Regions from separate parts of the Homo sapiens genome. Here region 1 is linked to region 2. Evidence: read pairs that join two places in POLR2A ChIA-PET (ENCODE). Cell type or tissue: A673. All regions are shown on one strand. Each heading gives the region's core, and the rest is flanking DNA. Links, peaks and the distances in the headings are about the cores only. Region 1 overlaps PLCG2 (phospholipase C gamma 2). Region 2 overlaps GAN (gigaxonin).

What was found. ChIA-PET counts read pairs that join two places held together with the same protein. Peaks named below come from ENCODE experiments on the same cell type or tissue, not always from the same donor. Only the 100,000 strongest peaks of a DNase experiment are listed, where the experiment ranks them.
Region 1: POLR2A ChIA-PET joins it to region 2 with 7 read pairs; 2 of 35 experiments call an interaction of 5 or more read pairs at or near these places.

Annotation. Positions count from the first base shown.
Region 1 is chr16:81,848,516-81,864,692 of GRCh38, forward strand. It overlaps PLCG2 (phospholipase C gamma 2), which reads left to right. Exons shown (of 33, transcript NM_002661.5): 3 at 5,929-6,072; 4 at 9,748-9,841; 5 at 10,601-10,648. Among named protein-coding and RNA genes, the nearest start is that of PLCG2, 77 kb to the left of the region's middle. In A673, for the core only: no CTCF peak of the experiment used is centred there; no DNase peak of the experiment used is centred there.
Region 2 is chr16:81,315,672-81,331,848 of GRCh38, forward strand. All of the region lies in intron 1 of GAN (gigaxonin), which reads left to right. Among named protein-coding and RNA genes, the nearest start is that of GAN, 8.8 kb to the left of the region's middle. RefSeq lists a silencer at 1-167. In A673, for the core only: no CTCF peak of the experiment used is centred there; a DNase peak (open chromatin) is centred at 3,290; H3K27ac peaks cover 799 bases.

The DNA of each region.
Region 1 (16,177 bases), core at 8,983-11,482, 540 kb after region 2:
CCTCCTTGTCTGGGTAACCTGTGCTTTTCTGTACCTGGTCTCTCTGTCCCTCTCTGTCTCCCTTGGTCTCCCTTGTCTCCTCCTCTGTCCTTCTTCCTCTCTGTCCCCTGCTCTGCTCAGTCATCAGTAATTTGATCCCTCTTGAGGTCCCCATTTCTCTCTGTCCCTTTCCTCTTTCCAAGAACTACTTATTGGGCCCCGCTGTGTGCCAGCTACTCTGATAGGGGTGGAGCTCAGTGGTGAAGAAGGGTGTACAATCCCTGCGTGTATGGAGCTTACAGTCTAGGAAAGGAGGGCTGTGGATCCACAGATTCCATCTAATACATATTTGCCTCTGTTGAGTGCTGTGGAAGAGAGGTGCTTGGTATAGATCATAGCAGGCATTGGGAGGTTTTCTGAGTTTGGTTTGATTGAGCTGAGACTGGAAGGGAGAGCTTGGCACTAACCAGACTAAGAACATTTTCAGTGGTGCCAACAACACCACTAATGTCCTATGGTAGGAATGAGTGTGACCTATAAGAGATGCTTGGAGGGGCCTGTGTGGGTGGTGCAAGGGCTGGGAGGCAGATGCTTAGGCCACGTGGGGTTGGAGGGGTCATCACAGGGCTGTGGTTCTTAGTCCTTACAGCAATGGGACGTCACGGGAAGGCTTGATCCCAAGGAGTGGCATGAGCCTGTTTGTATTTCGTAAGGTGACTGTGGGGATAACGTACTGCTTTAAGGAGACAAGTCAGGAAGCTGCCTCCATAGACAAGAGATAATGGTGGCTTGGATTGTGGTGTTGGCCATGGAAATGGATAGACGTTGACAGATTCCAGAGCAATTTCAGAAGTAGAATTGTTAAAATCTGGCTATTGCTGGAAGACAATGTTACCTTGTCTAAAAAAGTTTTTCTTTAGTTATGTATAATTTTTCTGTAAGGACAGATGCTCACCATAGGCCAGTTCAAAGATCCCCTCTTGGCTGGGCGTGGTAGCTTATGCGTGTAATCTCTGTACTTTGGAAGGCCGAGACAGGCGGATCACCTGAGGTCAGGAGTTCGAGACAAGCCTGACCTATATGGTGAAACCCTGTCTCTACTAGAAATACACATACACACACACAAATTTTCCAGGTCTGGTGGCGGATGCCTGTAATCCCAGCTACTCGGGAGGCTGAGGCAGGAGAATCACTTGAACCCAGGAGGCGGAGGTTGCACTGAGCCAAGATTGTGCCACTGCACTCCAGCCTGGGCAACAAGAGCAAAACTCTGTCTCAAAAAAAAAAAAAAAAAAAAAAAAAACCAAAAAAATTCCCTCTTGAAGACATTTTACTGGGAAAGAGAATTGTTAGACTAGACAGAAAGAGAAAAGAATGTTTGCTTAAAGTCACTAGACTTTCACTGGCAGTCAACTGGGTGGGTGAATAACTAACTTTGGAAAACAAACCTTAATACCTTTCAAGTTTTTAGATAATTGCTAAAGCAGTTATATCAGCCATGTTGATTTCCTCTAAAAATGAATTCCAGTGCCTAGTGTCTTTAAAAAGTCAAAGGCACAAGAGAAAACAAAAGTAAACAAGGAGACTCCGTAGGATTGAAGATGTAATGACATAATGAGATAAGATGTATGCATTTTATTTGTCTTCAAGTCTACTGTAAAAAGATTTGGAGAAAACTGGGGAAATTTAAATACAGATGAGGTGTTAGGTTATGTTATGTAATTATCATCAGTTTTGTTAGGTGTAAGGTTTTATGGTTCTATAAGAAAGTGTGCTCATTTTTTTGAGATAAATTAAGTATTTTGGGGTGCAACATCATGAAGTCTGTAAAAGTACTCAAGCTTCCCCCAGATAAATGAAACAAACAAACAAAAAAGTTTCAGTGCACGAAAAGGATCTTTCTGTTTGTTTGTTTTTGAGGAGTGAAGATAAAGAGAAGAGATAAGGAAGACTCAGATTTCTGGTTTGGGTGAAGAGTGGCGACATGTCCATCTTTTACTGACCGTGCGTTCTTGGGCTCTCAGTGTGATAGAAATTGACAAGAGGTCCAAAGAGTTTTCCCAGACAAGGCTTTATTGGAGCTTATGCCCAGGCATAAGAGAAGCAGCACAAGAGAAAGAGAATTCTCTTCCTGGCTCCCCGAAGACAGTCAGGAGAGGAATTTTAAAGGGGCTAAAGTAGGCAGGGAGTGATATTTAAGCATGTAGAAGCGGGGAACTTCTGGCACCTGCACAGTGTAACAGCATAGAGAGCTTCTTCCTGTGTTGCATATCTCATTAGCGTGTTAAATCCCCACCCCTAGGCATGATGTTTAGTATTATAATGCAGCCAAGGTGGAGGACTGGTCATTCTTCAGATCTCCTGCACATGCGGGCAATAGGGTTAACTCCCTTGAGTAAGATTTAAGATGGGGCCCGCTTATTTTTGTTTCCTCGAGGTCTGCAATCAGTGGGAATGGCCCTTTGAACAAGATTTATAGTGCAAGGTCTGGATGGGGTCCCCACTTGTTATGGGTCCCCCCAGCCAGCTTGTAGTAGAAGTCCTCAGTGGGGTGTGACGGGGGATGAGTCCTTTCTCTACTTTCTCTCACCTTCATCCCTAATACTCTACCCCACAAGGTTTAGAGATACCACCCCCCTAATAATAGGGCCACCCATAATTGAGAAGTGTCTTTAGTTACTTTTTATTTTGAAATAATTTTAGACTCTTGTGGACCTGGCAAAAATAGTACAGTTTCTGTGAACCATTCATTTAGCTGCTCCAGTGATAACATCTTTCATAACCATAGTTATCAAAACCTGGACATGGTCGCTGGTGCAGTGCTATTAATGAAACTGCAGATCTTAATTGGTTTTCACCATTTTTTACATACACTCCGTTTTCTTGTTATTTTGCATTTGTTTTGGTGTGTAGTTCTACGAAATCTTGTCACGTGTAGGTGGGTATGTCTACCACCGTACATGCACAGGATGTAGATGACGTGCTGTTTTTTTACTCTTTTCACATGGCCTTTTTGTTGTTGTTGTTGTTGTTGTTGAGGCGAAGTCTCACTCTGTCACCCAGGCTGGAGTGCAGTGGCGTGGTCTCGGCTCCCTGCAACCTCCGCCTCCCGAGTTCAGGCGATTCTTCTGCCTCATCCTCCCAAGTAGCTGGTACAACTGGCCTGTGCCACCAAGCCCAGCTACTTTTTGTATTCTTACTAGAGATGGGGTTTCACCTTGTTGGCCAGGCTGGTCTCGAATTCCTGACCTCAAGTGATCTGCCCGCCTTGGCCTCCCAAAGTGCTGGGATTACAGGCGTGGGCCACCAGTGCCCGGCTTGTTTTCACATGGCTTTTGCCCACTGAGCTGTTTCTAATTGAGCTAGACCCACGGTAAGAACTCAGAAAGCTTTGAGTGCATCCCATCCCCTCTCCTCTAACTTAATTGTCTGCTCTCCTCCTCTAGCTCCCATTGTTGCCTGTGAATGGCCACGAACCTCTCCTGTGTTTCACTATGACTCTAAGATGCCTTTGCTCACCTCTGGACTTCGTTCTGTCCTCTTCCTTAATTCCAGGCCACAGCCACCTCTTCTTGCTGCAAAGCTGAGATCTCCTTTCTCACTCTCATCTCCAGGAGTGCTGGAGTTCAAAGGTACACCAGGGTTTGATAACACTTTCTTCCATGGTAGACAAGGTGGTCCCTGCCACTCCCAGGCTCATGTTTTACCAGCTTGGGAGCAGCCGTGGAGGGGAGGTTTTACCAGTAGTCCTGGCCAAATAAGTCCCAGGAGGATGCTGATGGTGCAGCTGGGCCATGTGTCTGTCCCCGAACCAGTCACTGAGCCAGGGCACTTGGGTCATTCCCTGGCCCCTGCTGTCGCCTTCAGCTTGTGGTTGAAGGTGGTGGGGGTGAATCAGCTCTATCTAAAGCACATGGAATGGGTGCATCCCATGAAAAGATGATTGTTGTTGTAGTTTTTCAGAAGAAAGGGAAAGAAGGGACTGGTTGAGCTTGTTGAGCTTGTGTCTCTGTGCCAGTCCAGAGTTCACTGGTCATCTTGTAGGGGGAAGGAGGAGTCACCTTTGAGTCAGTCAGGTTGCTATCCTTGCCTGGTAGGTTTTGACCAGGAGTAGATGGAGTCACATGGCAGCAGAAGTTGCAGAACGGAAGGATTTCTTACTTGTTTCTGTTATCTATTGCTATACAACAAACTATCCCAGTGTTTAGTGGCTTAAGACAACAATCATTTTATTTATTGCACATATTTCTACAATCTGGGCATGGGTGGGGACTGGGAGAGCTTGTCTGTGTTCCACATGTTGTCAGCTGGGGCAGCTCACTGGGGCCAGAGGATCCACTTCTAAGATGGTCCAGTGCTCTGTGGCTGTTGGCTGGGGGCTCAGCTGGGCTGTTGGCTGAGGGCATTGATTCTTCTTCCATGGCCTCTCCATAGGGCTAACTTGGGCTTCTTACAGCATGGTGGTCTCCAGGTAGTCTGACTTCTTACACAGAGGCTGGCTTCCCCCAGAGCACAAAATGGAAGGTACCAGGCCTTCTTAAGTATTAGGCCCCAGGCTGGGCCCGCTGGCTCACGCCTGTAATCCTAGCACTTTGGGAGGCTGAGGTGGGCAGATCACTTGAGGTCAGGAATTCAAGACCAGCCTGGCCAACATGATGAAACCCCATCTCTACTAAAAATACAAAAACTAGCCGGGCATGGTGGCACATGCCTGTAATCCCAGCTACTCCTGAGGCTCAGGCAGGATAATTGTTTGAACCTGGGAGGCAGACGTTGCAGTGAGCTGAGATCATGCCACTGCACTCCAGACTGGGTGACAGAGTGAGATTCTGTCTCAAAAAAAAAAAACAAAACAACAAAAAAAAACCATTAGACCCTGAACTGGTACAGCATCATTTATGCCAGCGTGCCAGTGCTCCTAACCTTTTTGGTACCAGTGACCAGTTTCATAGAAGACAGTTTTTCCACAGATGGTGGGGGCAGTGGGGGGATTGCTTTAGGATAAAACTGTTCTACTTCAGATCATCAGGCATTAGATTCCAATAAGGACCACACAACCTGGATCCCTCGCATGCGTAGTTCACCGTAGGGTTTGCGCCCCTATGAGAATCTGATGCCGCTGCTGATCTGACAGTTGGTGGAGCTCAGATAATAGTGCTTACTTGCCGGTACCAGTCCATGGCCTGGGGGTTGGGGAATCCCTGATTTATACTACATTTTATTGGTTAAAACAGGTCACAGAGACAACCTGGATTGAAGGGCAGCTGGCTATATAAGGCATAAATACTGGAGGCTGTGGCCCATTAGTAACAGTCCATTACTCTGGACTGTTACCAGAGTCATAGTTTACCACTCTCTTCTCACAGGCCCTGTGATATCCAGAACCCCTGTTACCATCCCCAACGCTGGGGTTGGCCTCTTATTATTATTTTTAATTTGAATCAGTTAGTGCCTTCATTTCCTCTTCCCCCTTTAATTGAGCCACAGAGCATTTGTAGCTTTTGGGACTCAAGGGAAAAGGTCATCAAGGTCAAGGTCAACCGGACAGTTGACCTTTAGGCTGCCTAGAGTGATCTCTAGTGAGCATCAATTTGGTCTCTTGTTTTTTTTTGGTAGAATAGTCTGTGCTTATTTCCTGAAATCTCAGTTGCATTACAAAAATTAATTGTCCTAGTTTAAAATGTGTCTGTCTGAGAAACAGGGTGAGCGGAAACCCCAAACTCTTCAGACTCCAGGGGTTTGTGGGGTGGCAGCAAATGCCCGGGTAGGGTCTTAGCCCTTTGTCCATTTCCAGAAGGAGGGGACACTGAGTCCAGACGCAGAGATAGCTTTGCGGGATCCTGTTGGGGAAGGAAGGAGCCAGGCTGTGCCTGGGCTGCAGTTGTGTGGCTGCATCCTCAGGTGGAGGGAACTCCAGCTTCTAATTGGCTCATGTTAATTTCATTTTAGTGGATATCATGGAAATAAAAGAAATCCGCCCAGGGAAGAACTCCAAAGATTTCGAGCGAGCAAAAGCAGTTCGCCAGAAAGAAGACTGCTGCTTCACCATCCTATATGGCACTCAGTTCGTCCTCAGCACGCTCAGCTTGGCAGGTAGGTGCATGTTTCTGTGCCTTTCTCCTTCCCTGTGCCTTAGTGTCTTCCTGAAGAAGTTCGCTAATAGCAGAATGCTCACCCCTGCCTGCTCACTGATGTGTATTTGGGGTCATGGTTTTGAATCCCAGCCCTGCCCCTTTCTAGCTGTGTGTCTTTAGGTGAGTGACTTAACCTCTCTGAGCTGCAGTTTGCTCAGCTGTGAAATGGGGAGAATAATAATGCCTATTTCATGGGGGTATTGTGAGGAGTATGTTAAGTGTCTCTCTGGCTCATGCTGAGAGCTGAATAAGTGATGATTAGATAGTTTTAACACTGAAGGCCAGGCTCTGTTGGATGAAAAATGTACGCTGGGCTCATCCCTGTAATCCCAGCACTTTGGGAGCCTGAGGCGGGCAGATCACTTGAGGTCAGGAGTTTGAGACCAGCATGGCCAACATGGTGAAACCCTGTCTCTACTAAAAATACAAAAACTAGCTGGGTGTGGTGGTGCGCACCTGTAGTCACAGCTATTTGAAAGGCTGAGGCACAAGAATTGCTTGAACCAGTGAGCCAAGATTGCATCACTCCCCTACAGTCTGGGTGACAGAGCAAGACTCTGTCTCAAAAAAAAAAAAAAAAGAGAAGAAAAAGAAAAATGTAACCTGTTTTCTTCCAGCAGATGTGGCTCAGCAAATCTGATTGATCTGAAGGAACTGTCCTGAGATCTTCTGTTGCACACACACATGCACTTTCCTCACTTTACTCAGGGGCAGAAGCTTGTATCTACTTTCAAGTTCAGTCCTAGAATTTATTGACTTAGAAGTATATGTATATTAATTAAGAAAATAAATACGATTAAAATAGACCAAAGTGGGTGAGGCAGCTGTCAAAGTTGAGCAATATAGGGACATTTACTTTTCGGTCAAATAACTTATTAATTTCTCATTCATTCTTTTACTACATGTCTTTTGAGCCTATACTCTGTGTTAGGTTGTGTACATGCCAGTGAGCTAGGAAGATGAATGGGACCTGGTGCCGCCTTTAAGAAGCTCTCAGTCGACTTGGGGAGACAGATGTGTGTACTGGGATAAGACCTAGTGCAAGCATGATACAGTGTGCTGTGAATGTTTAATTCCAGGGAAGCTTGGCAGAGAAGGTGACTTTTACATTGGGTTTTGAGGCTTCAGTAGGAGTTTGGAGGAAAGAGAGGGAGGGTGCTCCAGGGAAAGGCTGTGGTGTGTGCCAGGGCTTGGAGGAGGGAAATAGCATGTCGGATGTAGGAAATGAGGAGCGAATGTCTGACTGATGATATGGAGGGGGAGTTGGTAGAGATGGGGTAGGAGGGCAAGGCCCGTGGCGGTGAAGCTTCACACCTCTGTCTCCTTAGCCCCACCTGCAGGCTGAGCCCTGACCCCCTGTTCTTAATTTGGTAAGGAGACCAGAAGAACCCGGGTCTTGGAAGCCAGGATGTGAACTTTGATATATATCCCACTCTTGGTCCCTCTTCCGGAACCCTAAATTCAAGGTCAGCACAGTGATGGTCAAGATTTTGATTCACATTCCATCTTCTCACTTACTGGCTCTGAGACAAACTCAGCCCTTCAGAGCCTCAGTTTCCTCCGCATCTGTGTGGGAAGATGAGAGCAGCAGTCTCTGCCATGGGTGTACGGACTGATAAAGTACCTGGTGCTTAAGGAGAGGCTTCATAGTTCCATGAGGTGTTTGCACTGTTAGCTTCATTTTACAGGTGAGATGAGGCACAGAGTAGGGTTAAGTAACCTCCTGAATGTTACACAGCCCTGAAGTGGTGCAGTGGGACTTGAGCTATGATCTTCCTTTTGCCAGATGCCAAGCTCTTAACCACTCCTCAATGCCGCTTATTAACAAGGGTAATAGCAACCATGGGTATTAGCAAGCCATACTCTCCTGGGTATTAGCAAGCTCTACTTGCTGTCCCTCTGTGCCATCTTGATTAGAAGCAGGGGAGATACTGACAGCTGCTTAGGGTTGTGGTGCAGATTATTCCAGATTCTGCATTTTATTAGTTAGCATAGGGTTAAAAGCTAACACTCTTTAATAAAACAAAAAGCTAAATCCCTAAGCCAGTGGTACTCATCCATGGGAAGCTGAATACTGCCCTCCCACGATGCCCATGTCCTAATCCCGGGAACTTGTGAATATATTATCCTCTATGGAAAAGGAGACTTGGCGGGTGTGGTTAAATTGAGGATCTTGAGATGGGAAATATCCTGGACTATCTGGGTGTCTAGTGGAATCACAAGGGTTCTTAGATACCCGGGAAGGTCATTCCCAGAGAAAGAGATGTGAGGATGGAAACAAAGGTCAGCAGATGAGAGGCCATGAGCTAAGGAATGTAGGCAGCCTCCAGAAGCTGGGAAAGGTGAGTAAACAGATTCTTCCCCAGAGCTTTCAGAAGGAATTCAGAGATCTCATGCAACCAGTCTATTTTAGACTTCTGGCCTCTCTAACAGTCTGAAAATAAATCTATATTACTTTAAGTCACTAAGTTTGTGGTCATTTGTTATAGCAGCAGAGGAGACTGATGACTGAACCTTTGATATACTTTGGCACCAGGCAGGTGTTTCCACCTGTTGATGTCTCCGTCATCCCTCTCTTCTGGTTTAATTACTTTAGGGTGGGACCTAAGTATTGGGGTTTTGAAAAGCCTTCAAGTGATTCTCCTGAGCAGCTGGGGTTGAGAAACTCTGCTCTGGAGTTGGACACCTGGGTTTGAATTCCTCAGCTTTTTCATCCCTGGAGTCAGTGTGCTGCCAGGGTAAGATAATGGATTCTTGTTTAAAATCCTGTATCTTCCACTGTCTCAGTGTGCTCTGGCTACTGTAATGAAATGCTGTAGACTGGGGGTTTAAACATCAGGCATTTATTTTCTCACAATTCTGGGGGCTGGGAATGCCAAGATCAAGATGCTGGATGGTTGAGTTCTGGTGAGGGCTCTCTTCCTGACTTGCAGACAGCTGCCTTCTTGCCATGTGCTCACATGGCTTTTCCTCAGGGTGTGCTTGGATAGAGAGGGAGCTCTAGTCTCTCTTTCTCTTCTCTAAAAAGGCATTAATCCCCTCATGGAGGCCCCACTCTCATTACTTCATCTAAACCTAAATACCTCACAAAGGCCCTACCTCAGGGGTTAGAGATTCAACATATGAATTCGGAAGGAATGCAAATATTCAGTCTGTAATGGCTGCTATGAGCTGTGTGGCCTTGGACACATGACTGAACCTGTCTTAGGTTCAGTGGTTTCTCCATGTGTTAAATGGGAATATAATAGTACTTCCCTTGTGGGATCAATATAGGAAAAACACTTAGAACAATGTCTAGTATATATATGTAGTTAGTGCTCAAATGATGTTAACAATGTCATAGTGATAGTTCCCACCACTCCCTCCATTCTTAGCTGATTCCATTTGGCACAGGAAATAACCCACTTGTCATCCCTGTGGTACAAAGCTCATCATGAATGTGTGGCCCCATCTCAGACAAAAAGCAGGTCCTAGGGCCATGACGGTGTGAAAGGGGATGCTTTCTTTGCCTTCTGCAAAACTAGAAACCAGCATAGGCTTCTCCCATCTTCGTGATCTGTATGGGGCAGGGCTTTGTAAGCAGACGTCTTCCCAGGAATTAACACAGCATTTCTGTTCCCTTTCTCCACTCCAGCTGACTCTAAAGAGGATGCAGTTAACTGGCTCTCTGGCTTGAAAATCTTACACCAGGAAGCGATGAATGCGTCCACGCCCACCATTATCGAGAGGTAGTTGGCTTTTGCCTGTTGATTTGCGTAGTTGCTGATTCCTTTATTCTGCTGCCTTTAGCCAACATGGGCTACAGGGGGGAAAAAAAAAAAAAGGGACATTGGTTTTTTGAGGCTCGTTGAGTGTCTTGTATGCAATGGGTGCCTAGTAGCGGTGTGGGCTCTACAGTTTTTCAAATAAGAGCATTTCCCTGTGCTAGTTTTCAGCGTTGGCCTATTGGAGTGAGTGGTGCATTGGACTCGAGATAGAAACATTCCTGGGGTATGTGCTGGGGGAAAACAGGGCTTCCTTCTTAAAGGATTTAATAAGAGATTCAGTGGACTGATCAAAGGACAGATACAGGGTCTGGAATTTTCCACCTATCACTCCCTCCTGGGTTGATGAAGACCTCAAGACTGTCTCTTCAGTGTCATGGGAGTCTAGATGGGCATTGGGGTGTGAGTTATTTTCCTTCCACTAAATCAAAGTCCTCTACTTTTTACTATTTTTCTTTCTAGCTTTTTGGGGATTAAATGACTATCATCAGAAGGAATTGACAATGTAAAGAAACCTGGCCTTTTTGAGTTGAAATCTTGGCTTAGATAGGCCTTTTCCACACTAGGAGGAAACTGCTTCCCAAGCTGCCCTTGTTAGAAAGTTGGAAGACTCCTCCTTTTGGTTCCAGTTCCTTTTGTGCACATTCCGTAGGACTCACTTAGACTTGTGCTATTTTCTAATTTTCTCTTTCTCTCTTTCTTTTGTCTCATATTTCTTTCCAGTTGGCTGAGAAAGCAGATATATTCTGTGGATCAAACCAGAAGAAACAGGTAAGAGTCATTCAGTTTTTTTCTGATCACTTTGGATTTCGATCCTCATTCTATCTTTAAACCTTCCAAGGGGGTGGGAGCATGACTTGTCGGGAGCAAGGTCCTCACTGCGTCCATTGTGATCTGCGGATGCCATGTTGGGTCCTGGGGTTGAGGATGACAAAATCCTCCTCCTGGAGGGAGCCTCTATTCCGCAGAAAATTCAAGTACAGCCTCAGAGATGATCTCTGCCATGGGGCATTTGGACCTCATCACAAATATTTGAGCACCTTTAAAGTCCTGGTAATACAGCAGTAACCACACTCCTGATGGCACCAGCCCATGCTTTGTGACAGGAGAGAGATTGATTGACCGTGAAGAAGTAAACCAGGTGGTTCTTTTTTTTTTTTGAGACGGAGTCTCGCTCTTTCGCCCAGGCTGGAGTGCAGTGGCATGATCTCAGCTCACTGCGAGCTCCGCCTCCTGGGTTCATGCCATTCTCCTGCCTCAGCCTCCCAAGTACCTAGGACTACAGGCACCCGCCACCATGCCCGGCTAATTTTTTTTGTATTTTTAGTAGAGACAGGGTTTCACCATGTTCGGCAGGATGGTCTTGAACTCCTGACCTTGTGATCCGCCCACCTTGGCCTCCCAAAGTCCTGGGATTACAGGCATGAGCCACCGCGCCCGGCCACCAGGTGGTTCTAAGGGCTGGTAGAGATGTGTTGGGTGATGTGATAACGTATATTCAGTTTACTTGACTTTTTCACTTAAAAGTACCTCTTGGAGAAGCTCCCTATCAGTCCTGCACAAAGCTCTATGACGGACTATTATTATTATTTTTTAGAGGCAGGGTCTCTGTCTGTTGCCCAGACTGGAGGGCAGTGGCACAGTCATAGCTCGCTGCAGCCGTAAAGTCCTGGGCTCAAACGATCCTCCCGCCTCAGCCTCCTGAGTAGCTGGGAACTACAGGTGTGTTTCACCATGCCTGGCTTATTTACTATTATTATTATTATTATTATTATTATTATTTTTTTTTTTTTTTGTAAAGGTGAAGTCTTACCCAGACATTTTTTTTTAAAAAAAGCAAACGCAGTTTTGGTTTTTCTTTAGATTAATGCATTGTCATTTCGGAAATCATTTCCGTGTTGATGCACAGAGCGCTGCTCCCAATCCTTTATCATTACTGTGATTAATGCTGCTGTGGAAACCTTTGGGTCTATCTTTCTGTAAACTCATTTGAGGGAGCTGTGAGTGGGGTAAATTCTCAGAAACGAATACCAGCAGCACAGCGTTTGCTGGTCTAATAGTTTGATAGCGAGAGGTAGCAATTTGTATAATATTTCTACCAGTGGGGCAAGAGGGCACCCTTTCCTGATGATTTATTGTGCCATTAGACTTTGATCTTTGTTCATCTGCAACCGAGGCAACCAAGTGTTTTTGCTTAAACTTGCTTTCTTTATGGGTGAGGTTGAGCATTTTTAATTCATTATGTTTTTGAGGTATGATTCAGCTCTTGATAATGTAATGATAAAAACTACCATTTGGCCAGGCGCAGTGGTGTACACCTATATTCCCAGCACTTTGGGAGGCAGAGGCAGGCAGATTGCCTGAGCTCAGGAGTTCGAGACCAGCCTGGGCAACACGGTAAAACCCTGTCTCTACTAAAATACAAAAAATTAGCCAGGCATGGTAGCACGCTCCTGTAGTCCCAGCTACTCAGCCTCAGGAGGCTGAGGCAGGAGAATTGCTTGAACCCGGGAGGTGGAGGTTGCAGTGAGCCGAGATCGCGCCACTCTACTGTGGCCTGGGTGACAGAGCAAGACTCCGTCTCAAAAAAGCAAAACAAAACCAACCAAACAAAAAACAACAAAAAAACCCACCACGACAAGAAAAAACCAAAAAAACCAAAACCAAAACCAAAACCAAACCCTACCATTTATTGAACAACCGTGTATTTGGCATGCCAGGGATTGCATTGAGCTCTTCAGTCCTTGTCTCATGTTAGCCTCACGTGAGGCACCTTATTTTTTTGGTAAAATATTCCTTTCATTCATTCTTGATTTATTTATGTCATTATCCTATGTGGATATGTCATTATCCCATCTAGATGTGTCATTATCCTAGTTAATATCCAATAACTAAACTCTGTCAGCTCTCTTATTTTGTTCCTGAAAATCTTTCCATCTTGAAGGTGACTTCGTGTCTGGTCAGTGTCCTCTGTTACTTGTTAGCTTCAGGGTTTGGGTGAGCTTCCCTGGTTTCTTCACATGCCCGATGGGAGGATTTGGAACTATTAACTAGGAAGTGGTTAAAAGTCTAGTAATGTTAGGTCAGCCATTAGCTCACTCCATGTTTTTCTGTCCACCTGCCTTTCTCTCCGTCCTCTTCTTCTCATCCAAAATGCCCTGCCTGCTCCGCCACGCTGGGCCACCCTCTCGTGTTACTGAGGTGGATCAAATGAGGTGCTTGTGTTGGAAGATTTGGTACACACTGGTCTCTTTCAGCCTCGGAGGTGATGCCTCTTCTGACTTTTCTTTCTCTGTGGCTTATGATGATTCATAGCTGAGATTGGCACAGGGCTGAGAGAGGGAGCCACCCTCAGTGCCTCTCTCCACGCGGTGCTGGTATGGTATGGCCAATCTGGCTCTGAAGTCGGCTCTTCGTTTGTGAGGTCAAGAAATGGATACCACCCTCTTGCTCAGGAGGCATTCTGGCAAGTCCTGCATAGAGATCCATCTTCCCATCGGCTGGTCCAGGACCCTCTGCAGAGAGAAACTTTTCTGTTTCTGGACTGAGTTCATCCCTGTGTGCTCACCGGCTTCCTCTCCTCTACCTCCCTCCCAGTGGGCAGAGCCCTGCTCTCTGTCAACATGTGGAAAATCCCACCTTTCCTGTGGTTCTGGGAAGCCTGGAGGGAGCTTTGCAAAAGAAACTTTGACCAAGATGCCAATGAAAGAGCAACTGACTTCTGTCCTGCCAATTTCCCTCCCTTTCCTGTCACCCACGAGACGAATCGTGTTTCCTGAAGGAAAACAAAGGAGCCACAGAGGCAGAGGAAAGACTGAAGGCGAGAGGGGGCAGGCTCAGGGCTGGCCCAGCCCGGGCAATGGACAAGTCTTAGGTGTTTTGCTTGGCCCAAGCACGCTGTTTCATTTTTTGACTTTTCTAGAGGCAAATGGTAGCAGCGGGCATTTGTTTACAGCCTTCTTTGCAGCCGTGGCTGTAATAAGCACTTTACATCCTTAGGATATGCTCTTGGCTGACGGTTGAGCTAGGTGCTCTCAGACACGTTTTCTATGTGAGGACACTGAGGCCCAGAGAGGTTAAGTGACTTGACTAAAGCAGCCCAGGTTGTCAGGGGTGGCACCAGGGTTTGCAGACTTACTTTCCCCACTGGTGTTGCTTTTCCTTTTTTCTTTTTTCTTTTTTTAAATGTGCTACTGGCCGAGCATGGTGGCTGACACCTGTAATCCTAACAGTTTGGGAGGCCAAGGCGGGTGGATCGCTTGAGCTCAGGAGTTGGAGACCAGCTTGGGCAACATGGGGAAACCCTGTCTATACAGAAAGTACAAAAAAGTTAGCTGGGTGTAGTGGTGCACATTTGTAGTCCTGCTACTTGAGAGGCTGAGGTGGGAGGATCATCTGAGCCCAGGGAGGTCAAGGCTGCAGTGAACCATGATTGTGCCACTGAGCTCCAGCCTGGGCAACAGAGTGAGATCCCATCTCAAAAACAAAAACAAAACAAAACAAAACCAAAAACAACGAAAATAAAAACAATTGTGCTGTTGAGAGCTGGGGGAAATGCAGAAATCTTCCCTTCCCCACCCTGACCAATCACCTTATGATTAAAAAAAATTAAAAACAAATGTTAAAATTTGTTTTATTGTGGTAACAACAATGAAACATAGAACAACATTGATCATTTTAACCGTTCTTAGATATGTACTTCTGTGGGATGAAGTATATCATGTTGTCATGCTCCCGTCACCACCATCCATCTCCAGAACTTTTTATCATCTCAAACTGAGGCTCTGCAGCCATTAAGCAGTAACTCCCCATTGATTCTCTCTTTAGCCCCTGGAAATCACCACTCTACTGTCTGTCTCTCTGGATTGGATTGCTCCAGGTACCTCATATAAGTGGACTAGCAGAATATTTGTCCTTTTGTATCTGGCTTATTTCACTTAGTGTAATGTCTCCAAGTTTCATCTGTGTTGTAGCATGTGTTAGAATCTTCTTCCTTTTTAAGGCTGAATAATATTCCATTGTACAGATAGACCACATTTTGCTTATCTACTTCTCCATCGATGGACACTTGAGTTGCTTCCACGTTTTGGCAATTGTGAATAGTGCTGCTGCGAACATGGGTGTACAAATCTGTTTGAGTCTCTGCTTTAAATTCCTCTGTGTATATATCCAGAAGCTGAATTGCTGGATCAGTTGCTGGATTGCTGTGTATATATCCAGAAGCTGAATTGCTGGATTTATTTTGCCGGATTGCTATACTGTTTTCTGTAGCAGCTACACCTTCCCAAGGCAGTGCACAGGTTTCTGTTTTCTTCATATCCTCACCAACACTTACTTCCTTTCCCTCCTCTGCCCTTGCCCCCTTGGCGTATAACATTGGATTTGCATAAGTAGAATGTGCACTTCCCTTTGTCCTTTAGCCCTGGCAGGGACAGAGGAACTACTCTACCAGGAGGTGGCAAAGGGTGAGGGGGTTGCAGGTGGAAGGCAGGTGGGTGAGTCCATTTATCTCATTCAGCGTGAATGCAAATAGGCTTCCTATTTGAGACTCCAGAATGTTAGAGTCACCTGGGGAAGCTTTGGCAGAGCCACGGCAGTAGTGATTCGGGTTTTACTGTTCTGGGCATGGCCTCTGGCGTTGCAAATTTTTTAAATAAGATTCTTCTGTGAAGCTGGGGTTGAAAATTAGGGCTGTCTAGAGGGCAATTTTCAAATCTGAGCATGCACCGGAATCCCCTGGAGGATTTGTGAAAGTGGAGGCTGCTGGGCTCCATCTCACAGTGGCTGATTGAGTAGGTGGTGGGCAGGGCTCAAGAATTTGCATTTCAACCAATCCCCAGGTGATGTAGATGCTGCTGGTCTGGGAGCTACTTAGAGAAGCAGAACTCTGGGGCTGCGCTGTCCAGCAGGGCACCCCTCACCACAGGTGGCCATTTCAACAAAACAAAACAAAATGAAATAAAATACTTAGCTCCTCAGTGGAACTAGCTGCATTTCAGGGGCTCAGCAGCCCCGTGTGGCTAGCAGCTACTACCTCAGACAGCACAGATGTCTCCATCATTGTTGAAAGTTCTGTCAGATGGTGCTGAGGTTTAAATCTCAGATCTCACACTAACTCATTGTGTGAATTGGGGTAAATGATTTAATTTCTGTGGGCCTCAGTTTCCTCATGTGTAAAAGATAAAATAATAGTTCCCGCCTCCCAGGGCAGATGTGAGGCTTCAGGAGTTAATATGTGAAGGGTGCGTGGACCTGCCTGGCTCATGGTAAACACTTGACGAATGTTTCTTATTGCCATTG
Region 2 (16,177 bases), core at 1,879-4,378:
GGGGAAGAGTCACCCCCTCGCCCAGGCCGGGCCCGCGGTCCCCGCTGAAGTTCGCCAGTCGCTCGCCTCTGAATCCACGCGCGGGGGCTGGGCCGGCGCCGCCAACCAGGCGGGGAGCGCCCTGCCCGCTGGGAGGCCAGACAGACAGCGCCTCGCTGGGTGCAGGCAGAGAAAACCCTCTCGATGTTCTCCTTGGGTTGGTAGTCCGAACCTCCGGGCGAAATTCTCCTTGCCAAACGTGTCTTTTCCGCTCCATTCTGGTAACTGTTTAAAAGAGGAGTTACACGTTGAAGTAAACTGTAGCGAATTCTCAGGATGCTGTTACAACCCGAGGACCGTGAGAGCCTTGCGACAAAGGGCATTTTAATACTTTAGTAAAGCAAAGCTTAACCTGATTTGCCAACTCAACTAACCAGGTTAATTAAAAGGTTGATAAGACAGTGCTTATACAAGTGTATCAGATCTTGCAGGAGACTATCTTTTCTTTTAGCAACCTTCTTGCAAACTAGGTTGCTGTTTTAATAAAAGGAAAGGGGGGAATGCTAAAAACTGGAGAAACTGACCAGTAAGCTGGTTAAATATAAGCTAGTGGTAGAGAATATCACTACAATTGACAGGTCAGAAAAAGCAAAATGATGTGTATTCTTAGCGCTTTGTCCCAGCAAAACCACCACGCACGCTACACTTTTAACCTTTGCATTGGGGAGATATCTGTGCTAAACTTAGAAGAAATTCAAGTGCCCTTGTAACTTCTGGTTTCTCTTGGATTTGTTTTGTGAATCCATTTGCGCTCTTTGGCGGTGGGGAGTGTGGAGGGGTGGGGGGGCGGGGCGGCAGTAGGGTCTGGGGTAGCATCGTTAGTACAGAATTTGGATTGCTAATGTGACAGACAGCTTCTAGCTGGCAGTTCCGAGGTTTGAGCAACCCATCCCAAATTGGAGTCAGCAGACCAAAGTCTTCCCTGTTTGGGAAAATGCTGAAGAAAACTACTTTAGATGCATTATTGTTATAGTTCTTTAAATGGCATCCGTTTGGCTTAAAAGAAGTAAATTGCAAATTGCCGAATCCTTGCTTGTTATCCTTGTTCGTTTTTCTCCATAGCACTTACCACTTTGACGTACCCCATATTTTACACATTTACTTTGGTGGTCTTTCCCAACCACAGTGTGACCTCAATGAGGTCGTGGTGTTTTGTTTTGTTTTTCGAGACTGAGTTTCACTCTTTAGCCCAGGCTAGAGTGCAGTGGCGTGATCTCGGCCCACTGCAACCTCCGCCTTCCAGTTTCAAGCGATTCTCCTGCCTCAGCCTCCCGAGTAGCTGGGATTACAAACGCCCGCCACCACGCCCGGATAATTTTTGTATTTTTAGTAGAGTCGGGGTTTTACCATGTTGGCCAGGCTGGTCTCGAACTCCTCACCTCGTGATCCGCCCACCTCGGCCTCCCAAAGTGCTGGGATTACAGGCGTGAGCCGTGGCACCCGGCGGTGTTTTCTTTTATTCACTGCTTTACTCTTTGCACCCAGAAAGAACTGTGCCTATCAGTTAATGTATTGAATGAATGACTGCCTTTCTTTCTACCACAGCAAATGTGTACATTAGAAAATTGGCACCATCACATTTTCATAGTACACAGACGCTCAGTTATACCTAATTGAGAAACGCACTGGATTCAGAGTTTGAAGACCCGCTTTGTGCTTCCAGCTTTTACTCATATTAGCTGTGAGTTGCTGGTAGATGACAAGGCTTCAGCTCACTAATCTGATGAATGAGGGATAAAAATGAGTCTTCTCATTTAATCACACCTGTGAAGAAATACGTAATAGTGTTGACACCTCATAGGTCTGTTCCCATGTCTTCAAAGGTAGTACCCATTGAATTAGGAAATATCTGTAGTCCGGTTCTTTCACTTTCTAAATAAGAAAATAGGGGCTCAGTGGACATTAGTGACTTGTGTTATGAGGTTATTAGTACTTAATGGTTGAACTAGGATTAGACTCCAAATTAATTACGGCTAACCGCCTTCCTACTCTTGCCCTACCACGTTAGAGCATTACTTGTATTTCACCGTTCTCTTTGTGTAAACTTTACTGTTAGCTGGCTTACAATATCTTAGAATTAAAATGTTTATCAAGCACTTTTACATACTGTGTCATTTTGGTTTCCATTTTCAATCATCTTTAAAGAGAAGGCAGATTTTTTTTTTTTATGTTTTGTGGATAAACATGAATCAGTCAATATGTGTTTCATCAGTGACAGATGAATTGCTTTAAGTTTATTTGGCTATTGAAGTGATAGAATGTCTTGGGATGTTTTTAAAAATTATCAATTCCGAAGCTGTTTCAAAGTAATTTGACGAATCTGTATCACTAACTAGAAAGAAATTTGTTAATTTTGTATTTTTACTGGTAATTTTAATACCAATAATATTGGGCTTTTATAATGTACTTGTTTGTTTGAATAGCACTTTAGAGAATTATATTGAAACAAAATATATTTATGTATTCTAGAACTTGATGTTTCTTATCTTTCCCTTTTGAAACTTAAGCATTTAGATCTGTGATATCATTAATCTGTGAATTGAATGTTCAAAAGTTTGGTAATCTCTGAAGTTTTATAAAATTCTGATTTTGTTTAATGTCTGTGTTTGGCCTAGTGTTGGTAACTGTCATAAGTGGTTGTGTGATTGTGTGGTTTAGAAGCAGTGGTATGGCCTGGCATGGTAGCTCACACCTGTAATCCTAGCACTGTGAGAGGTGGAGGCGGGAGGATCGTTTGAGGTCAGGAGTTCGAGACTAGCCTGGGCAACATAGTGAGACCCAGTCTGTACAATAATAAATCATGTATATAAAAAATAGGAGCAGTATTGTCTTTTGCTTACTATGTGCCCAACAAAGGAAGCCAGTCCAACTCTGTCACACTGGGAATTAAAGTAACTTGTTTGGCATACTTTCTACTTAATATAGAAAAGTCTTTTGACTTATTGGTTTAATCTTTTATTCTGCTTTATCTTTGGTCTAGCCCTTGTTTTTCCTGCTGACACCCTTAGCAATCCTACCATATTAGAAAGATTTTAAATATAAAAGGAAAAGGCCAGAAAACTCAGCTTTGGCAACACACCCTCATGGTCAGCTCAGAGAGGACTGGCATCCCCGGGTTATGTAGAGAGAGCACGTGTCATGCAGCCCTAGGGTGCAGCTGCTCCAGGAAGGAGGCAGGACCTCCTGCGGTCCCTCAGCTCAGTAAATGGCATGCATGCCCCTTTCCCAGCATGCTCCTTTCCCAAAGCTTTTCCTCCTTTTGGTTCCTGGGTGAGATTTTCTCTTTGGTTTGTTGGGGAAACTAAACCTAAAAGTAGTTGACAGGCTGGGCGCAGTGGCTCATGGCTGTAATTACAGCACTTCGGGAGGCTGAGGCGGGAGGATCCCTTGACCCCGGGAGTTCCAGGATGCAGTGAGCTATGACTGCCACTGCACTGCAGCCTGCCTGGGTGACAGAGACCCTGTCTCTTAAATTAAAAAAAAAATAGATATAGATTATATATATATATATATATCTAACAACCTTTCTAAGAATGGCAAAACCGAATTCATAGTCATAAGCACCCACAGAGCCTTTTCTTTCTCATCAACTCTGAGACCTTCTGGGGAAAGCTCCCTGCGGCTTGCAGGAAATTTATTTTTCTTTTGAATATTACAGTTTGGTCTGCTTCATGTCTGAGGCTCTTCCGATTCTGGCACAGTCCCATTGATCTGATGCAAAGTTCAGACCCATTTCTCTCCTGAGCTGTGGTTCTTGGTGAGTAATGTATGTGAAAAGGATTTGAAAATGAACGGCTATGTGCTTCTGCAGTGACATTATGGTGGCTCTGTACAGGTTTCCAGTCCTGTGATCACTTGTAAAATTTAGGGTTTTCTGGAGACCTATTGCAACAAAAGTTTGTTTAGCTCTCAGTCCTGGAGAGAAAATGAAAAAAAAGATTCCTAAGATTTTTAGATCCTTTGATGAGTCAGCTAAGAATGTAAGTGGCTTCCCCCCGACCCCCCCTTATTTTTTGAGAGAAGGCAGGTCTAGTGAGGATAGAATGAGACATAGGGCCTCAAATCCAGCCTAGGTCATCATGAGCGACTTTTCTGGGCTCTAGCTTCCTTATCTGTGAAGTGAGGTGGTTGGGCTACATGGACAGCAAATCCCCTTTAAGTCTAAGTTATGTAGCTCTATGCTATTTTTGTTTTGCCTCATGTGTATGTGTTGTGAGGAGGAGGACCTGTTTCTGTTTTTATAGCTTTATTGTGTCATTTAAAGTTTTGTTTTATGTTAATATTAAAGCATTTCCATTCCCCTGTCATACAGGACTTTATTGGGTATTCTGTTGTATAAATCCAGGCCTGTAGAGTTGTATCACAACAATCATTTATTTTATGCTGTTAATCTGGGTATGTTCCAAGGCCTAATTATTGATGAGCCTGTTTTGCCATTTAAATATAAAGTTTGACTCACAGATGATACTGATGAAACTACTTAAGGAGACTAATAGGATCTCTGTAGGAGGTCCAAGTTTCATAGTAACATAGACATTATTTTTTGAATATCTGAAACATACACTGTAGTTTAATGTCACATGGGCACTAAAGTCCGTGAGTACTATGTGGTGTGTGCAGAGCCTGCTTTTCATCCCCAGTTTACTTTTGTTGATTAATTTATGTGAATAACTGCATAGCCTCTTATTAGATTCTTTGCTTCCCTGTTAATGCTGAGAATACACTCCCGAGGCAGCAGTATCCACTAAGTGTTCCCTGGTAATGAGAGTCTGGCTGTGAAGCAAAGTGATTTCACAGTAATGTTCAGTTAATAATGTTTTGCTTTCTTTACAATATTTTCATAATCTTTTCTTCACTTGTGTTTCGAGTTTATAGTCTTCATAGCAGCTCCCGAATGATTGTCATAAGGATCTTGAATAGTGATTGTAGCCTGTGAAGTTTCTTAGTGCTCAGGGGTTCAGTTAGAAGCTCCAGTTTCTGAGTATCTTTTGAAATCCTGAGCACACTTAAAATAAAATTGACATTACCTGTTCCTTGTACTCTTATGGTGATGGAAAATAAGCTGGGCTTGAGTCTCTTTTAAGGGATCTAGACTTTGTTTTTATCTACTTACTATAAGGCGTTCCTAACAACTGCTCAGAAGATGAAATTTGTCCAGAAGGTCTTGATAGTTTAATGGTTCTCAGTGATTTTCCTTTTCTTTTTTTTTTCCTTTTTTCTTTTTTGTAATCACAACCTTGTTTGATTAAACCCTATTCTTACTGAGTTTTTCAAAAGCGATAATAACTATGTTCAGTTTCAGAAGATCAAAGACATATTTTATCCAGGCTTCTAAGGAAACTAAGCACTTGTAAATTTCAATTTAACACAGATTACTCATGTCAGTTTAAAGATATTTGTTTATTTTATATAACACAGTGGTTGCCACTATTAGTAGCAGTAGATGTTCTAATTCTGGAGAGGTTTTTGGAAGGTTTCAAATGATGAAACAAATCAACAAAATTCTTGTTAGACTAGTGTCTGTAGCATAGAGGGAAGTGTGGGGTGTTCAGATTTATCGTAGAACTTTCCCGAGGATTGTTATTATGAGTAATAGTAATGTGATAGGAGTAAAACCTAGCTCTGGTTAATTTTCTCTAGTGGATAAGTCCTCACTCTTTTACCTATACTGTTTTTACTTCTGCCTCTTCTTATAGTTTGCATTTTCTCCTGTGATGTCTCCTTCAATGTTCTTAAATTAGTTTTTGTTATATAATTTAGGATTGAAGTAAAATGCTCTTCCACATAGAAACTCTGGTTCCTTAGGATTTATATTTGGATGATATAGAGTAAGCATCCAGTTTTCAAAACCGCCTTATCCATTGTTTAAAGTGTTAATGAGTTCTTATGATATCAAAGTGGGACTTAAAATCTATTTATAATTTGTAAGGAAAACATAATTAGGACAAATAAGGGTTCATTTGGTCTGTGAGTGCCATGCAATAAGTTCTTCACAGGGTTGCATCATCCTTCTGAAAGACACAAGACTATCATTTTGTGTACTAAAGCTGTAATATAAATGAATGATTTGTGAGTTTGAATTCTGGGTTAAGGGTGGAGATACGGGGGTGTGAGATGTGACACGTGGCAGGCTATGGTTGCGACCTTGCATTTGAGCGCTTCCCATGGGTTCTCTTCCTCCTAAGCCACAACAAATCCAAAGAAGGAAGGAAATCAAAGGCTCAGGTAAAGGTGGCAGCTCTGGCTCTGTGGAGGATAAAGATTCTATGTCCATCTAGATGGCCCGACACTCTACCAGAGTTCCTGATTCTGGTGCTTGGAAGAGCAGAGTTAAATCATCTTCCTAAGTACTTAGGGCCAAAGAGTGACTTAGCCATAGAATGATGGTCAGATGTTTGCTGCATTCATTTCTCTCTGGGAATGTGAATGCCCTAATTTCTCATAAAGATTATTACAGAAATACTGCAAAATAGAAATACGTAGTACTTTGCCATTTGCTATTATAGTGAAGGGATTTGGACTTTTCCTCTGTTCAAATAAGTTAGAAAAATGGAATACTTAGGTAAATAAGATCTTGGTGAAATATTTTGTTGGTTATCTCCAGTGTTCACCACATGCAGAGGAGATAAGACATCTCAGCAGCGGCTAGGTACTAGCAAGATGGTGGCAACCAACTGGCAAGGCCTTTGCCCTTCTGGAGCCTCCATTTCAATAGAGTAAGGCTTAGAGGGCCAATGCGTATCATAAATGGAAGATAGGAGGACTAGTTTTTAAAAGTTGACTGTTGAATAATGAAATACAGACCAATTAAATATCTTTGGGGTTTATTTGGATTTGAGTTTTTATAGAAACTTAAATGTATATTTTTGCTCGTAGATATTTTGTGGTTCTCTCAACTACAAAGTTGTTTATGTTTTTAAGAACAATTTTAAAGACCATTTGATGCTTGTGATTTTTATGGTAACATATTAATATGACTAGATATATTTTGAAACATAGTTTTATGGTCCTATTAGCATTCATCAGTAACCAGTTGCCTACACCTCTGAATAATAGTAAATGGTTTAGTATTACTGAGCTCAAAATATTTGCACTTTTGTCACTTAAATTGTTTATATTGATCAGTCCCTGAATTGTAAGAAACTTCATACTGAAACCTCACATTTAGGCTGTGAGTTTGATATGAGTCTTTTCTAACCCACAGAGAACATTCACTAGAAATGAAGCCAGAAGTTTAAGGACAGCGGGATTTTGAAGGACAATGAAAATCCTTAGAAAGTTCCCTGATATTCGTGTTTGCCATTCTCCTCTCCATGCTACAGCCCCCAGTCTACTTCAGTGATGGAGCTGGAGGCCAGCAGGACCCATTGGTTAATTGTATAGTCTTCCATTTGGTTAGTCCAGGGAATAGTTTCCCACAACTTCTAGCTTCTCTTCCTTACATGAAAGTTGGTACAGGGATTTGACACTTAGTATAACAGATAAGAGACTTCTCTCGGGGTTTTTGGTGGGTTTGTTTGTTCTCCTGCTTGGCCTCCTTAACAGCTACTGTCTTGTGCGACCAAAGCTATCAACTTTGTTCCCCGCCTAAAAATTACAATGCCTGCTGTTGGTAGGAAAGGAATAGACATCTCATTTTTATCACCCCCTGAGTGGGGTGCTTGAGCAAAAGAGGTTACCATTTCCTTTATTTATAGGCTTCTTTCATAGTGATCAGAAAAGGGGTTATGAAAATATTCACTGTCATAATAAGTCTTGGGACATCCTTAAGAAATGTCATCACTGCCTTAACCCATATGCTGTGGGGTTGTGTTTACCAATAATAGATTGCAGTTCAAGAATTAGCATTGTCTAAAGTTATTGAGATATACTGTGTATTGTTTCTTCACAGATATATTTCACAGTAAAGGGACCTTCTATATAATTAGGGTGTTGTTTAGGGAGTTGATTACAGGTTTAGTCGTTTAATACATACACAGGAGATAACTCAAGACATCTCAGCAGCATCTATGTACTGGCAAGATGGTGGCAACGAACTGACAAGGCCACTGTCCTCCTGGAGCCTCCATTTCAGTCATTTACAGAGGATTGCGCCCTCCAGGACTCCATCCTCTTGTGCTGCCTGCCATTGGAGCATTGTATTCAGTGGCCTCCCACAGAGAGTATCAAAACTAACCCAGTATGTGGAGACCTATGTCAGTCTATTTATTTTTCTATCTCTGTGGGGCTGGAGAAGGAAATAAACATAAAACTAAAGATTTAAAGATTACTTTTGATTTCACTTAGTTTTTTTATAACATCCTTGTGTTATGGGTAGTTTCAGAATCTCAAGAATGAGCAGAGAATAGATTTGCTGTGTTTATCAGAGTAGAAACTTCTGATAGTCTGCCCTAAAAGAATTTAATTGGCTGATTTGACCCTTTATTATTATAGTGTTACCCCAATTAATCACATTTACAGAAATGACTTTCTTTAAGTAGAGAACATCAGTTCTTGGCTAAGCCTCTCTAATATGCCCGTTTGTTCATTGCCCTTTCTAGACGGAGTGCCAGCATCCATGGGGGCTACCTGGGGAGGTGAGCAGTAAAGGGGTCTAATTACAGAGCCATATGAGTTTGCCGAAGGAAGTCCACAGAGGATGAGCATGGCTGCTGCTGTGGCCTGGGTGACGGGATCCCTGCTCCGAGGTGGTGCCATTGAAACTGAGATCTGAGGGAGGAGGAGACCTAGGCATGAGAAGAGCAGGGGGAGGCACCAGGATCAGGGGTGGCACCAGGACTAGGTCAGGCCTCTCTGGGAACAGAACACCACATACCTGGAGATGGTGAGCAAAGGGTGGGATGGCATCGACAACAGATTAGAGGCTGGGAAGGCCTGTGATCCCTGAGTTAGAGCTGGCATTTAGACTGCTTCCAAAGAAGATGAAACTTCTGCTGCCATGTTGTGTATTGGGAGCTGGCTGGGGAGGTGATAGGATATGAGAAAGGGACAAAAAAGCAATTGATGGCATAGTTGAGTCTGATAGAGAGTTTAGGCTTTATCTTACGGGCTATGGATGGGCAGTGGTGTATTTTAAAAGAGGAATATTTGTTTGTGTATTGTTTTAAAGTCACTCCAATGCAGTGCTGCTGGGTGTGCTCTATAAAAGCCAAGAGTGGAACCAGCGGCCGTTTCAGCAGGTGCTGCAGTTGTTCAGATGGAAAGTGGGATGCCCTGGGCCAGGTTTGGCAGTGGAGGCGGACACAGCAGCTGGATTACAGACATTTGGCACCAGGACATGTTGATGAGGAAAAGGGCAGACCAGGGATGACTCGCAGCCAGGGATGGCTCCCAGGCAGGGATGGCTCCCAGGCACGGATGCTCCCAGGCATGCTGTTGGCTTCTTCATCGTCACCAACAGATGATGTTCATCACACTTACAGTAGGCATTAAAGTCAGGACAGTTTAGGAAGACTAGTGAAATACAGAGCTTACTCTCAAGTTTTACAGCTTAGTTGTGAAAAAACAAAGTATAGAACAAAAGCTATTTTAATTTTACAGATACTTCTAGCTGTAGGAATTGCGAGGGGAAGAACTACTTGGGCGATCACATATGGAGGAAATGGTATTTGAACAAAGCCTTGGAGAGGATGAGTAGGAGTTGGGTGGGTGAAAGGGGACAGCAGGGCCATTGAGGCAGAACAAAGGATAAATGCAGGAACATCAGGCTTGTGTTTGGGGTAGTGAATAGGAACAGTGGCTGGGAGGAAGGTAAGACATATTCTAGCATGCCGGGTTATTGGTTTAGATTTTTACTTTATCATCAGTTGCTAATCATTAAAGACTAGTACCATACTGAAGCCCTACTTTAAGAAGGCATTTAGTTGCTGTGTATCTACAGGACCAGGAAGGGATGAACATGGAGCTACTAGACCAATTGAGAGCAGCGCACTGGGACAGTGTCCTAGGCATCAAGATGGTGGTGGGTCTCCAGAATTAAGGAGGAAATCAACTGGATGCTAATTGAACATGAGAACTAAGAATGAAGAAAAAAGAAGAGATAACAGTTTTGAGCCTGGCTGCCTAGGGAAAGTGGGGAAGACAACAGTCTGTCTTAAATGTGTTGAATTTGAATTAACATTGCTGTTTAAACACCTTAATTATATTCTTCTAGCCCTTGACAGCTCTGCAGAGTACTTCACCTGTCTGTGAATATGTTTTGCTTTCTGCATGTGTTTCTTGTCTCTCTGCCTTTCTTGACTTCCTACTCTTGCTTGCAGATAATTTCATATTCATCCTTCAAGGCCTGGTTCAAGTATCCCTTCCTCTGTAAGATTTTTCCAACTCTGCCAAATAATCACTCCCTCCAGCAGACTCCTTTAGTTCATGGTGTGTGCCTTCAGCAAGGAGTGCATCATCGCCTCATTTAGTGTGGAAAACCAGTAGACATATGGAGTGGGTGATTTTAAAGCCCATCATCTTTTTTGTCCAGGGCCAGGGGCACTCAGTCCGTAAGCAGAACTTTCATACGTAAGATAATTGAGTTGGTTGGGTGCCGTGGCTCAAGCCTATAATCCCAGCACTTTGGGAGGCTGAAGCGGGCAGATCACCTGAGGTTGGGAGTTCGAGACTAGCCTGACCAACGTGGAGAAACACCATCTCTACTAAAAATACAAAAAAAAAAAAAAAAAAAATTAGCCAGATGTGGTGGCACATGCCTGTAATCCCAGCTACTCGGGAGGCTGAGGCAGGAGAATTGTTTGAACCCGGGAGGCGGAGGTTGCGAGGAGACGAGATCGCGCCATTGCGCTCTAGCCTGGGCAACAAGAGTGAAACTCCGTCTCAAAAAAAAAGGATAATTGAGTTGTCTGTGATATGTATGTACAGTCAGCATTGCTTAATGACACCAATACGTTCTGAGAAATACATCATTGGGCATTTTGTCATTGTTCGAATATCACAGAGTGTACAAACCTAGAGGGCATAACCTACTACCCACCTAGACTATCTGATGTAGTCTGTTGCTTCTAGGCCACAGACCTATACAGCATGTGACTGTACTGAACACTGTAGGCAGTTACAACACAGCGGCAAGTATATGTGTATCTAAACATAGAAAAGCCACAGCAAAAATATGGCATGATAATCTTACGGGACCACTGTTGTATATACTGTCCATCACGGACTGAAACATCGTTACCTGCTACATGACTGTCCTGCCGAAAAAGTAAAAGGTCAGAGTTCAGGATGCTGAATATACTACATCCAAGTAAGGTTGAACTTTCTGCCATAGCATTTTACTATGTAGCTGAATACGTTTGTGGGGTAGGGCAAAGGGACAGAATAAACCATTTTGCAACAGAGTTTAGAGTCTTACTTTTGGACTGTTTTAGATGGCATGGTCAGCTCCCACGAATTCAATTTCTGATGCCAAGAAAGCTGAGAGAAGAAGAGACCGAATTCTTTATTCAGAAAGAGTAGCTCTGATGAGAGAGCGTTTTGTCCCAACATGACTAAAGAATTAATTGAGAAGCATTCATTTCCTTGACAACATTTTGGAAGGCATTTTCAGCTTCAAGTTGTTTGGAGAAGTTTATAGCAGTGGATTATAAATTAAGGAGGCGCCAGAAGCAAAAAGGTGGTTTTCAGATGGAGCTTAAACATGCTAACGGGAAGTTCATCCTGGAGCTGCCTCTTATTTATTAAAGGGAACTGGAGGGGTGTACTGGAGGCTGTAGTTTTTGTTTCCCCTACTCCACTATCTCCTTTCCTAAAAAAGGAAAAAGGGGGCAGTCTCTTAAAGTTCACTTAATGCTTCGGTTTGAACTACACAAAAAAGACAAGTACAAAGACAATAATAAATTCACATAAATTCCTGCTTTCATTTTGGATTTATTTAGGAGGCCTACTTTCTTTGAAAAGGCATAAAATCTTCCTTGTAACTCTCTACATTGGGAAAGAGAAAATGGAAAGTGAGTAGAAACATGAACTTGCTTCTGAAGTATGGAGCTCCTATAGTATTTAAAGTGCTGCCTGTGTACTGTAGCAAGAAAGAACCAGATAAGCCAGTTTTTAATTAGACAGGGGAAACTTGTAAGAGTGCTCCCCAAAGTGAAGGGGCTTATTCTTGAGATGCTCATTTGCATGGGGGTCTTAAGGTTATATAGAAAGAGCCTTTTAATAGCCTCCGAAATAGAATAGCAAAGTAGAAAATCTAGAACTGTTTGACAGGTTGTGGCACGAATGCCTTCCTTTTATGTACCTTTCCAAAAGGTCAGGGTGTGACCAGAACAAGGAATCAGACTTGTTTCATTGAAGCAGAATTTCTTGGCTTCACCAGTTGCTGCGTCATCGTTTTAATCGTCTTTGAACTCTTAAAATTTTAACATGCATTTTCAAACCTTGTCTTTTAAGAGAGAAATTTTATTGACTGCTTTACTTTCAAAATGACGCGAACTAGATTTAAATTTAAAAAATCTATACACACAAAAAATTGGGAAATTACATTGGAGCTTCATTTATGTTGCCCTCAATTTCTGGTTCTGAACAGTATACTTAATGTATAGTTACAGTTGAAGTAGTTGAAATCTATATTTACCTGTTATTTACAGTTCGTCTTTTTACTTGAATTCATTTCACATCTCTCTCGTATCTCAATGTAATGCCCATAGTTGTCATTTTTAATAGCTGTTATTACATCATATTACTGTTTCATATTCTGTGCTTCAGAAATGTCATTCTCTTTGCCATTTAATTTGCAGGCTGAATGATGACACCATAAACAAATCAGAAAAAGAGTTTGGGTTCTTTTTGTATTTTTTGTGACTACAGGTAAACCTACTTTGGAGACTATATCCCAGATCTGAAGATAGAAACAGATTTGTTATTTGTTGTGTGAAGCCAGGTTACTGTCCAGGAAAACTGTCTTATCATATAAAGACCCTACCAGTGTGTATCTTATTTTTTTTTTTTTAGATCTATCACCATTTTTTTTAGATCTATCACCATTCCTTCATCACTTTTGGAAATCATTTCTCAAAAATCGTTACTTCACTTATCTGTTAGACTGGATTTTAAAGTGTTGTGTGTTTGCTATTGTAAAAATATTCAGAGCAGGGATTGGCAGACTTTTTCTCTGAAGGGTTAGAAATAATTTTGTGCTTTGCAAGCCACATGTGGTCTTGGTCACATATTCTTCTTTGTTTTTGTTTTAATAACCTTTTAAAAATATAACAACCATTTCTATCTCCGTGGCTAAACAGGCAGCAGGTTGTAATTTGTCACCGTTTCATCTACAGTATTAGATGTTTAAAAATCTGGGCGTAAAATCTTTTAACTCTGAAGGTCATGTTTAAAATGCTAATTAGACATAATGATGATTTACATGCCAATCTTCTGTAGAGCAAAGATTGATAGTCAAGGCCTATCCTCCCTGACTGTCTCATCTCCTGTTCCCCCACCCTTTTTCTCCTGTTGTTTGTTCTCTTCTCTTTTTTTTTCCTTCTCTCCTGGCTTCTTTGCCCCAGCAGAAAAGTCTGCTCATCTTTTCCAGTGCCTGGCGTGTAGGAGATGTGCACATGTTGAACAAACGCATCTGTTAAAAGCAAGCAGAGGAAGCATAGATTCATTCAGGGCAACTGGAATCCGTGTTCCTGGGTTGCCGCCCTCAAATGTGGCCAAATAAACTCTCTACTTATATTGGAAAAAAAGAAAAAAAGTAAACAGACTCTGCATCCTCTTCTTACAAGTGCATAATTTCCCTGACCTTGCAACCAGGCTTCTTGAAAGAAAAGTATCTCTTTATCTTGTGCACAGTCTCAGCTCCTGGTTTTTGTTCAGTCTGCAGTTAGGCTCATGTCTTACCACTCCATCAAAACTGTTCTTTAAAAAATTGCAGTGTATAATTGCCAAATCAAGTGAAAACTTAAGTGTTTATCTTGACCTGTCTGCTGTATTTATCAGATCATTTTGTTGATATATTTTGTTGATACTTGGTCTCTCCAGGCTTCTGTGGCACCTCTTGTCCCATGTTCCTCACAGCCTGTTTTTCTGGCTCTCCTCCCCATCTGTCCCTATACCTTGATTAGACATAAGATTCCATTCTCACCCTGCACTGTCTCCCACGGTGATCTCATCTACCCCAGAGAAGCTACTGCCTTGACCTCTTTCCTGAGCCCCAGACCCACTGATACCAAGCCCGCTACATGGCCACCTTAAACCCAGTCAACCTAGCTCCCTCCCCCAGCCAGTGGGCTGTCCTCCATTGACTGTGTGGGTTAGTATACTACCAGACTCCCCAGGAGAAATCTAGGAGGCAGCAGAGATATCATCACCTCGCTCACTCTCAGCATCTAATTGATGCCCAGACCTCTCGTTTCTACCTCTCAGATCTCTGGAATCTGCCTTCTCTTCACCATTGCCACTGGCCCTGCCCCTCCTCAAGTGCCAGCTTTCATCAGTTCTGACTTGTGGCAGGACCTCTCACTGGTCTGTCTGCCTCCCTGCTCAGCCCCCGTCAGTCTCCACACTGCTGCCGCCAGAGTGATGTTTCTAGAATGTAATCGGATAATGTTTAAAACTCTAATATCTCCAGAGACAAGGCTGATTCAGTGCTGGGGCAGGAAAAAGACACCAAGAGGCTGGAGCATTTTGTGCCAGAAAGCACTGAGGAGCTCAGAAGACAGGCTTTGTGCAGGGCACAGGAGCCACCCAGAAGGGACTCCCAGAGGCCAATACCTCAGCAATGTGAGCAAGAAAATAAATCACAGTATAACATTGGATTCTACTCCAGATAATAAGATAAACACCCATGTGTCTGTGCATGGATAAGTGAATGAATGAATGCATGAATAAACTAATAAATGGAGGAGAGGAGACAGGTCTTTCTTATAAAAGAATTTCAATTCGTATATGTAGAAGAAATAGAGGATAGAAATCATCATTGAAGTACCACAGTTATTGTTGCAGACAGTATCTACTGATGGCTACAAAAAGGGTGAGATTTTGAGGAGAAAAAGGTATTTATGTATTCCCAAATTATCTCCTTGAATATACTTACAAAGGGAAAAATTATAACTTAACCATGGAGAAACCCAAGAGGTACCACCTTAACCAAGTGACCAAGGTCAGCATCATTAGAACAAGACATAATAATATCATCTTCTGCCTGATACGATATTTCCGTAGTGTATCTGCTAAAAATGCATAACCTCAGTGGAATTATAAGAAATTAAACAGGCAGGCATGGTGGTTCACGCCTGTAATCCTGGCAGGTGTGAGGCTAAAGCAGGAGGGTTGCTTAAGCCCAGCAGTCTAGACCAACCTGGGTACCATAGCAAGATCCCATCTTTACAAAAACTTTAAAAATTAGCCAGGCATGGTGGCGCACACCTGTAGTCCCAGCCACTCAGAAGGCTGAGGGAGGAGGATCACTTGAGCCCAGAAGTTTGAGGCTGCAGTGATCTGTGCTCGCACCACTGCGCTCTACCCTGGGCAACAGAGACCATGTCTCAAAAAAAGAAAAAAGGCAAATCCAAGTTGAGGAACGAGATGCGAATTAATTGACCAGTGCACATCAAAGTGCTAAGGTCATGAAAGACAAGGAAGGAAGGACAAACTGTCACTGATTAGAGACAAGACAACTAACTGCAGGATGGGACTAGATTGGATCCTAGAACAGAGAAAGGACACTGCGGGGGAAAAGTGGTGATACTGGAATAAAGCATGTGGTTTAATTAGTATTTCTGTAACAATATTAATTTCTGAGTTTGGATAATTGCAGGGTGCAAAGGAACTCAGTACAATTTTTAAAAACTTTTTTAAAAATCTTAAATTATTTCAAAATCAGTAGGTGAAAAAAAGAAAACCAAATTCCTAAGGAGCGGCTCCATTTCCCTCAAGGCAAAGTCCAAGTTTGCTTGTGGGAAGTCCTTCAGGAACGGCTCTTCCCCACGTCCCACCCTGTCCCCTCATACACATGGCTGCACCCCGCTCTCTAGCTTTGCCAAACTCCTTGCATTCTCTCATTTCTTTGTTGAAGTTGTATACAATATAGAGCAAATCTCTAAATTTAAAACGGTTTATTTGGGAAGCAAGAATTACATTTTGGGCCGTACGCCCAGACTGGGGTCTTCAGTATGTCAGAAGAACAAAGAGAAGG